Linked DNA regions of Homo sapiens: region 2 is linked to region 1. The links are chromatin contacts, found by Hi-C or POLR2A ChIA-PET in ENCODE. All regions are on one chromosome and are shown on one strand. Each heading gives the region's core, a stretch centred on a gene start or an enhancer-like site at or near the end of the contact. The rest is flanking DNA. Distances are from core to core; before and after follow the strand shown.

What was found. Hi-C counts contacts between places; a loop is a spot of excess contacts on that map. ChIA-PET counts read pairs that join two places held with the same protein, here RNA polymerase II (POLR2A). Pooled maps may share reads with other maps.
Region 2: a loop to region 1 is called in a map of endothelial cell of umbilical vein, with 4 times the contacts of the local background. The contact joins two enhancer-like sites. A Hi-C loop is called at or near these places in 2 of 168 maps with a recorded cell type or tissue (PC-3 and endothelial cell of umbilical vein), 1 of 37 single-sample maps with no recorded cell type and 7 of 50 pooled maps. POLR2A ChIA-PET finds 5 or more read pairs at or near these places in 2 of 52 experiments (OCI-LY7 and activated CD4-positive, alpha-beta memory T cell).

Annotation. Positions count from the first base shown.
Region 1 is chr2:161,075,121-161,080,007 of GRCh38, forward strand. No RefSeq gene overlaps it. Among named protein-coding and RNA genes, the nearest start is that of TANK-AS1, 83 kb to the right of the region's middle. Within about 2 kb of position 2,536, at least 11 of the 41 ENCODE cell types and tissues checked have a DNase peak (open chromatin) inside an H3K27ac peak, as active enhancers do.
Region 2 is chr2:161,206,138-161,211,024 of GRCh38, forward strand. The region is part of intron 4 of TANK (TRAF family member associated NFKB activator); the gene reads left to right. Among named protein-coding and RNA genes, the nearest start is that of LINC01806, 36 kb to the right of the region's middle. Within about 2 kb of position 2,539, at least 2 of the 41 ENCODE cell types and tissues checked have a DNase peak (open chromatin) inside an H3K27ac peak, as active enhancers do.

The DNA of each region.
Region 1 (4,887 bases), core at 1,286-3,785:
TGATATATTGATAAATTATTACAGAAAATATTGCAAAATATTTTTAACTTCACCATATGTATAGCTATTGCCTATATTGCAACTTTTATCATCTCTTAAAGCAATATGTAGATCTACTCATAATGTAAAAAATCAATATCTTTTACATGCTTCAAAAATTTTAAGCTAAAACCTATATATATACACAAATCCGAGTAATATAAACTAATCCTACAGAATTTCTACAGCTTTGTGCAACTGTTTCAAATATTGCACTAATTTATGAGTACCTCTAGAACCACAAATTGGAACAAGAAGTGAAGCGAGAAAATAGACATTCAGCACTGGGATACTTCACCATAACAAGAATCTATTTCATGCATGTTAATTAAGAGGGAGAATTTAACAAGTTAGACATTTATATTTTCATGTAGCTCAGTGTTTCCACTGCTCCTGGATTCCAAGTAGTGTGTGTCTTCCATACCAATAGTATTTCAACCCATACACTTCCATGCCATTTGAACGGGTGACTTTTGTTTTGAGGCCATCAAGCAGATTTGAAGAAGGATTTCTCTGTGGCCTGAATGGTGTTTGTCCTGAGACTGAATTTTTAGGATTACCAAGTGACAGAGGCACCCATGCATTCTTTAATGAATTCATTTTATGTGTGATACAAGGGGCCCTCTAAATTGTAGGACCTGGACAGAGACTCCTCTTTCCTGGGCTAAGAGCTGTACTCATTGCAGCAATGCAGAGGGACATTCCAAAAGGAATTAAGTCACTTATGTAAATCCTTCAGGAGAGATTTTGCCAGCCTCCTTTTCACCTTACCTCCTGTTCATCATTAATTATGCATGGTTGAGAAGATGTAAGAAAAACAAAATAGTATGATTTAGCACAAGCTTGTCCAACCCGCAGCCTTGATCCCACGTGCAGCCCAGGACGGCTTTGAATGTGGCCCAACACAAATTCATACTTTCTTAAAACATAATGTGATTTTGGGGGATTTTTGTTGTTGTTGTTCTCAGCTATCATTACTATTAGCGTATTTTTTGTATGGCCCAAGACAATTCTTCCAATGTGACCCAGGAAAGCCAAAATATTGGACACCCCTGATTTAGTACATCTTACATTCTTAAGCATTGATATAAGCACTTTATGTGCTTTAACATATTTTTATCTTCACAACCAAAGAAATAAATAATCTTATTATTCCTTTTTTTTAATGAGAAAATTGAGACACAAAGGTTACACAACTTGCCTCAGGTCACAGAGCTGGGAAGCAGTGGAGCTGGTAGGACAGAAATTAGTCAATGATTCTTTTATTCCGTGACTTCTTCCTTCTTCAGGTCTTACTTTTGATTTGCTTTTTGATTAAAGATTTTCTCAAAACAGTGCTAACACATTTAACAATGTGTTAAAACTGCTTGGGTTCTAATCCTGACTCTACCACTTGCCAACTGGGTATCCTTAGAAGTCACACTCTGTAAAGCAGAAACGGTCATAGTACCAATCTCATAGTGTTAATGTGAGAAATAAATCATGTAATAATGTACAGCATTTTTAATATTAGGTGCCATGTAAATGTTTGCTTTTGTTATTGTTCTGTTATTATGTATGGTTTATTTTCTAAGCTGCCCAATATGGAAAAAATCGTGACTTTCTTAGAGCTCTGTTGTGTGGTAGTTGAGTTAAAATATGAAAGACACTTAAAACAATGCCAGGCCAGGCGTGGTCGTTCCTGCCTGTAATCCCAGCACTTTAGGAGGCTGAGGCGATCACCTGAAGTCAGGAGTTTGAGTCCAGCCTGGGCAACATGGCAAAATCCCATCTCTACTAAAAATACAAAAATTAGCTGGGCATGGTGGCAGCCGTCTGTAATCCCAGGTACTCGGGAGGCTGAGGCAGGAGAGTCGCTTTAACTCGGGAGGCAGAGGTTGCAGTGAGCCAAGATCGCGCCACTACACTCCAGCCTGGGTGACAGAGCTCCATCTCAAAACAAACAAACAAACTTTGTATGTCCGTGTGTCAGTGGGGCTCATTCCAACATTTTGCCCCAGCACACTGAGGCGTGAGGCACGCTTCCAGAAGTAGCAGGGGCTACTGGGATATTTTGAGAGTATTTAAATAGTGAGCAGAAGGAACAGATAAGGGGAGAAAGTAGAGAATTAAACATGAGAGAGAACAAAAGAACAATGAAAAGTGTGAGGCCTTGGAAGAACTGTGAGAAATGGAATTCAAAGGGTTATTAAGGAATTAACCTCAGGAAGGAAAAGGAGCACATATTCGTGTGTAATACAGGGTAACAAAGAATGACTAGTGAGAATGAAGATGTTTACAGATTAGTTGGCAGAACTGGGGGAAATTTCTCTCTGGTGACCTCAATTTTCCCTATAAAATAGGAAGTGAAGTCATCTGTTGGACATAGTGAGAGCCAAATTTTGAAGAGAGAATAGAGGAAGTTTGAAATAGTAGCTGCAGAGAAGGGAAGAGATAATGGGACAGGCTTGAAGACCTAAATGACTTTACAATGGTTCAGAACACATGATGTGGCTGTGCGGTTTCCTTTAACACTGCTCAGAAATACTGTATGAGTTCAGGGAAAACAGCTGGGTTGGGGTTTTGCGAGGCTGTCACTATGGAAGGAAATACAGGTTTAAAGATACTGACAAAACAAAGGATGAAGTGATAAACCACAATGTCTAGATTCAGTTGACAAGGAAGATGACGGGGGAGTTGGGAGCAAGAAGTGGGGTTTATTTGGGGACACAGGTGACATTGAAGGATTGGGTGGCAGTAGCCAAATGTGAAGGTCACAAGGCAGTATAACTATGGTCAGAGATTTCCCAACAGTACAGATTTGAATGTAATATTTCAGAAGGTTCTGGATCATGACAGCATCAGGGTGCTGCCCTGGGAGGAGGGGCTGAAGAGAAACACAGTAAAAGTCCCTAGAGATGAGAAAATAAAGAAACTGAGAGGCCAAGCAATTGGATGGTATATTAGTTTGCTAGGGCTTCCCAAGTGCCACAGACTGGGTGGCTTAAACCACAGAAATTCATTTCCTCACAGTTGTGGAGGCTGGCACTCTGAGATCAAGGCGTGAGCAAGGTCTTTCTTCAGAGGCTTGTCTTGGCTTGTCGGTAGCCGTATTCTCCCTGTGCCTTTAAGTGTTCTTTCTTCTCTGTCTGTGAACTAATCTTCCCTTACAAGGACATGGGTCATATTGGATTGAGACCAATCTCCAAAGACTTCATTTAACCTTCATTAACTCTTTAAAGACCCCATTTCCAAATATAGTCATATCCTGGGGCAATAGAACTTAGGACTTCAACATATGAATGGGGATGGAGCTGAAAACACAATTTAGCCCACAACAGAATGGTCATTCAGGAAGAGACAGAGGGCACCCAGAATGGTGGTAAAATGGGTAGAGATGATGAGGGGAAATGAGGTACCCAACTCTTCAGTGTTTAAGGTGGCTAATTAGCTTGTTGCTGTTTCATAGAGTTTGTGTATTCCTCCATATTATTTAGGATTCCAAGCCATTTTTTTGTGCAGTATTTTTTTCATAGACCCATAACCCATGTCAGTTTTTTTGTTGTAGTGTCAATTTTTGTCTTTTACCAAAGACAGGGATTGTGGCTTGTACAACCCTATCCATTCAGCTAAGTGTGAGCCCCTCATTGACTGTGTAGCTGGAAATCTGGCTAAAATGACAAGTACCTGGACAAACATTCGTCATATATGACAGCATAAGACTAACAGAGAATCCACTCTCACTCCACCCCACTCTCACTCCATGGCTAGATTCTCTGACACACTGAACATAGAGCATAAAACAAAGCCTCAACCTACAATGCACACACATACTCCTAGAACTCTTAGAACTTTCCCATTTTCTACCCTTGTCATAATAAAAATGCCTACCATTTATTGAACAAAGCATTGTACAAGGTACTATGCTTTGTGCTGTACATTCACTATCTCATTTAATACTAACAGCAACCCTAGATGAGGAAATTGAGTAGAGAGAGGTTAAATAACCCACTTAGAGTCACCTAGCTAGTAAGTGGCAAGTCTGTCTGACTCTTCAAGTACTACATTCAACTACAGTGCTTTATTTGTGGGGACCAAATCTCCCCAGATGCAATGGCATGCCACCAATCCCATTCCCTTCCAGGGTGTTTATGAATTGATGTGGAAAGTGGGAGTGAAGAACAGTATACCTCAAAAAGTACTTCTTTTGTCATCCATTTTTTTTCTTGATTGTTCTAAACCCTGGACCAATCAGCAGGGCTCATGGAGAAATACTTGGCTTTTTACCTTCTTTCAGCTTAGCTGTCCTGTTATATTTCAGGAGGCAATTATTAGCTAACTTAAAAATTGTTTTTCCTCAATCTGCTTTTATTTCCTTGTGGAAATGGATACAAATTTTTATAGGTTTTAGCAATAGATTATCTGTCAGTTTTAGTTTTAGCATGAGGTAATGTGAGGTTTGCCTTTTACCAGTATTTCATAAACATTTAGTGGGCGAGTGGGAGAAATTGAATCAGTGGCTGCCAATTGCATGCCATTTTATTATAGGATTTTCTCCCTTTGTGTTTTTTATACCTCTTTCTCTCATGATGGTACTTTCTATTATCTCAGAAAACCATTAGGGTCATTGACAATTTAGTGTTTGAAGTTGCTGAGCTGAGAGGGACATTAACGTCAAGTCATAATGAGAATCTACCTACCCATTTATCAAGTAGGTTTTTCCTCTTTGTAGACCCTTTGGGCTTTGGCGGTTGAGACTAGAAGGATTAAGTTAGAATACAGAGGATAATTTATTGCTATGAAAATTTTCCAACTCTGCTCAACTTGGGTTCAGATTAATAATCAACTCATGAGACACAAAAGACTTCA
Region 2 (4,887 bases), core at 1,289-3,788, 130 kb after region 1:
TTTTTTTTTAATAGAAGAGAGCCAAGCAAGTATGCAAAATGTTAACACTTGTTAACTCAGTAGTATATGTATGTATATTATATTGTTCTCCATGTTTTCATAAGTCATTGAAATTTTATAAGTTTGAAAAGGATATTTTTAATGAGATGAGTTGGCTTTTAGTGGGACGATACATATTTTGAATAAAATACGAACTCCTAGCAAATAAGGTTTCTTAACATCAACAAGAACAATTAAATCAAGAGTGCTATATTTATTTCTTTCCTTCTAAATAAAGTAGGAGATTTTCACTTTGTTAGGGTTATTCAGTTACTGATTGCATAACTAAGACTATCTTACTATTTAACATCAAATCTGAGAAATCCAATTTTGAGAGCTTTTTTCTATAAATAAAAATTTTAGAATAAGAAGTTCTCTTGGTACCCCTTAGTACATATATTTTTATTTTAAACCATTCTTTGAGTCATTCAGTTTTCTTCACCCCCATTCGAATTTTCATTTATCTAAAAATGCTGATAAACACAGAAACCATGGCAATGAAATATACTAGGTTTATTTTGCAAAAGAGGAAATTGAGAAACAATGATTCTGACTTTTTGGAATGCAATTTTTTTACTAGGCCTATTGTAGTACATTATAAAATTGTTGAATTACTATACTGACATAAATTTAGTGCTTAAATAAACAATATTTCTAATCTTCCTCTTTCAATGTCTTCCAAATGCCATTACTTAACTGCAAATTTAATAATAATTTATAGCATTCCTTTGAAAGTAATAGAATATCTCCAGTTTAAAGTATGTAGAAGGTAGTTTTGAAAATAAAACCTTGGTTAGAACAAAAGGGATGATGTGAAAAGTTCTAAGATATAGTAATAGTTTTGTTTTTTTTAATTTGGATAATTTGTTATTTATGCAAGTTTTAGAGTTTATTTTCAGTCAATAAGTATCAAAAGCAGACCTTCAATGGAAATCTTTTTAAAAATTATATTTGTTTAAATTCTGTAAGCTAAGTATTTTATCTGTGAAATATATATTTGGATACCTGGGATGAAATTAAGTTTAAGTAACAGAAATCATTTCAGAGATAGCCTGTGTGCAAAGAGTGAATAATATTACATCAATTATAACTATATTTTTGGGCAGACGGTAAGAGGAAAAGCTCCAAGTAAGGAATAAACCTAACTTCAGCGAGTTCTCTTAATTATCTTTACTAATAGGGGAAAGGTTTATGTTTTAGCCACATTTTTATACTTTGAATAGTTCATCAACTCAATTTTCTTTGTAACCATTTAATAAAAATAAAAATTAACTGTCTTGCAGTTCAGCTTTCTCTTTTTTTATGTATCTCTAGCCAAAGTGCTAATGAGCACTAAACGTATAAGGGATTAAAGAAAAGAGAAAATATATTGTAAAAGAATGGATAAATTAGATTTATTGAATATTTGAGAGTTGGCTGTGTGCTTAGTGTAAAAAATTAGGCCTATGTTAGAAAAAATACTGGCCCATCAAGCAATGGAAATTAAAATATGTTCCATTGGCCTATGTGTTGATCTATACTTAGTGAGTTATAATTCACCTTTAGCTAATACAGGTGAAACCTTTCCTAAAGAACTCTGAATATATGGTTATATTCAAGCTTCTTCCACAATGAAAAAAATCCATGTCTGTTGCAGTTTTTTAAAAGTATGCACCCACATGGATGAGAACTGGAAGGCATTATAGAGAAATGGTTAAGGTGATGGTATGATTCTTTTTTATTCTATTTTTAATATACTTTAATGGTCTTCTGCAAAACTAACCTATTTCTAGAAATCACATTCCCAATCAATTGGCCTAGCTTCTATAATGAATTAGTAAGTTAATAGAAATGCTTTGAACCAGTAACAGAAGGAAGCCACTACGAGCCACCCACAGTGCTTTCCTCCTTCTGTTTGGTGGGTGGTTTGAGGATTTGTTTTCTTTAGACAATTTGTTTTGTTTAGGATTTTGTTTTGTCAGGATGTTTGAGAAGGGAAAGACTTGTGGACATTTTGGCAAATAGCCACTCTGGCTGCCTTGGAAAAAAGAGACACAAAGTAGAGGCAAGAGGGATATTTGAAGGGGAAAGAGGCCCTTTTAGAAAATTTTACTTAAGAAACATGAAATTTATAGTTCAGTCTCTATTCATGTTATTCCTACACAAAAAGAATGCAAAAATCCTTTGACTTCTAAAGGGACAGAAAGAGGTAAAGACAAAGCCTCTATCATTAGATGACCCTTAGTACTCTGCTTGAGACAGTAGGGAAGGAAATACTCAGTTTAATGGAAAACCTTAGTTTTGTCTTTTGTACACCACAGTAATTTGCACAGTCCTTTGCATTATCTATCATATTATTCCAGACTTACCCCAAAACTTAGGGCTTAGAACGACAAATTTACCTGAGTTTCTATGGGTCAGAAATTCACCCAGTGACTTACCTGGGTGGCCCTGACTCAGGGTCTCTTATGTTGAAGTCAGGATGTGGACAAGGACTGCAGTCATCCGAAGGCTTAACTGGTTGGAGGATCCACTTCCAAGATGAGTCACTCACATGACTGTTGGCAGGAGGCCTTTCCATATGAGCCTCTCTGCACAAACTGATAGCTAACTTCACTCAAAGTAAGGGATCTGAGAGAGAGAAAGGTGCCCTCTGTGACGTAGTCTCAAAGTCACATTCCTTCACTTCCACTTAATTTTGTTCATTAGAAGCAAGTCACTAAGTAGTGGGGCAAGAAATTAAGCTGCACCCCTTGAAGGGAAAAGTATCTAAGTTTCATAGATATATTTTAAAAGCAACACAGGTATTGTAGATTGTGGTGTACAGAAGAGGATGTGAAAGATCAAGAGACAAGGGGGCTGATACTTAATTTACCTTATGACAAATATTGATGAAACGTAAGGGAACTTAATATTCACTTAATAGTGAATTAAATTCCTGAATTATGTGATTATTAATCCTAAAGGGAAAAAATATCATAGCCTGTCATCTGAAGAACAATTTCAAAAATTCTAATATGAATATACTTTCCAGAGGAGAATAATAGCAATGCTTAGAGAACTAAGAAATTGTTGCATATTACTAATTCTTTTTTATAATGTTAAAAACTGAAAATGCAGATAGGAAATCAGATAACAAAAATGCACACAATTATTCTTGACAAAGACTATTCATCTCTTGTTTACAGAACACCATTTTCAGACATAGTAACTTATGTCCATGTTAGCAGTTACTATTTAAATAACAAGTTTTGTATTTGTGTAACAAATATAAAGACATTCTATAAAAATACAAAACTATAAATTGTCAGTTTAATTCACTTTTTTAAAAACCAGGATTGTAATGTACTGTGTCACTTATATAATCTCAGAAATGAGATTTTTATAATTTGCTTCTGGGAAATAGTTTGGTTGCCAAACTAAATACTATCTTGAGTGTCTAGGTTTTGACAGAAATTGTTTGCCCTCATCTTTCTATGCTACTTTTTGTTCCTGTGGAGAATTATACAAAATTCTCCGGTGGTTTGATGCAAGAAAATATGTAGAAAGCAATAATATAGAAGACAAAAAATTTGGTGATATTGGTAAATTATTTTTCTTCATTTATCCAGTAATTCTGAATTCATGATGTATACTTAACACTGCCAACCACTGGAGAGCAAAGAGATGTTGTCCCTGTCTTCTGGCTTAAAGTCTTGATTTAATAATTAACATTATTGAATGTTGAAAAGTTATTTCAGATTCTAGGATCCAAAATATGAAGTGAACATGGTATGAGTTCACTAATTAAATAGAGTTTATGTGTTCTCATGTCTATATATTTCTAATTTGTTCTTTAAACATGTCTTTATTTTTCATCTGAGTTAATCAAAAACTCAAGTAAATGACGAGTGCAGTTACTGAAAGATGTCAGTTAAACAGTTTGCAGATTTCGAATATAGCTATCATTGTGATTAGATCAGCAGATATGGTGGCTTTGAGGAACAAGAAAGATTTTTTAGGTTTAGAATAGTATAAACAGTGATATAGCTGTGGAGCTGGCAATTGCAAGCAGTAAGATGTGCTGTACCTGACAACTTCAAGTAAATATAGAAGCTCTGACATATTTGAAGAAAGCTGTTGTCTAAAAAGTCATTTGTCAATCACTTACACAAGAAGTAGTTATTGAACTCCTATTTGCCAAGCCTTGCTAGTCATTAACAGAAATACAAAAAACAAAACACAGCAATAGCAATAGTATTGTAATAGACAACATCTATCCCCTTTAAGGATATAGTCTGGTTGGGGAAATGACAATATGGAGACCTACAGCAATTAGCAAGCATTATAAAATAATGTAAAGTCCTAATTATATAACAAAATGAAACCCCGTCTCTACTAAAAATACAAAAATTAGCCGGGCGTGGTGGCAGGCACCTGTAATCCCAGCCACTTGAGAGGCTGAAGCAGGAGAATTGCTTGAACCCGGGAGGCGGAGGTTGCAGTGAGCTGAGATCACGCCACTGCACTCCAGCCTAGGTGACAAGAGTGAAACTCCGTCTAAAAAAAAAAAAAAAAAAGAAATTCTAACTATAATTTTATGGCACAGATAAAACATTTAGGACCTTAATTTAAAAATTAAAATTCTCAGTGAGCTTAAGATAGGCTTGATCAAGGGCCCAAAGTTTAAGTTCAAATACAGAAAAGAAGACAAGTTCTTACTTGCCTTTATCTTGGTTATGTGTGCATAGATAAGTAAAGTTAAATTTTCTACAAGACTTTGATGGAAAAAGGATAATTTCTAGACAAGAGCCAGAATTATTCTAGGTCACTTGGGAGAGAATATTATGTATGTAAACTGAAAGCTAAAACTGAGGGTTTTGAATGAGC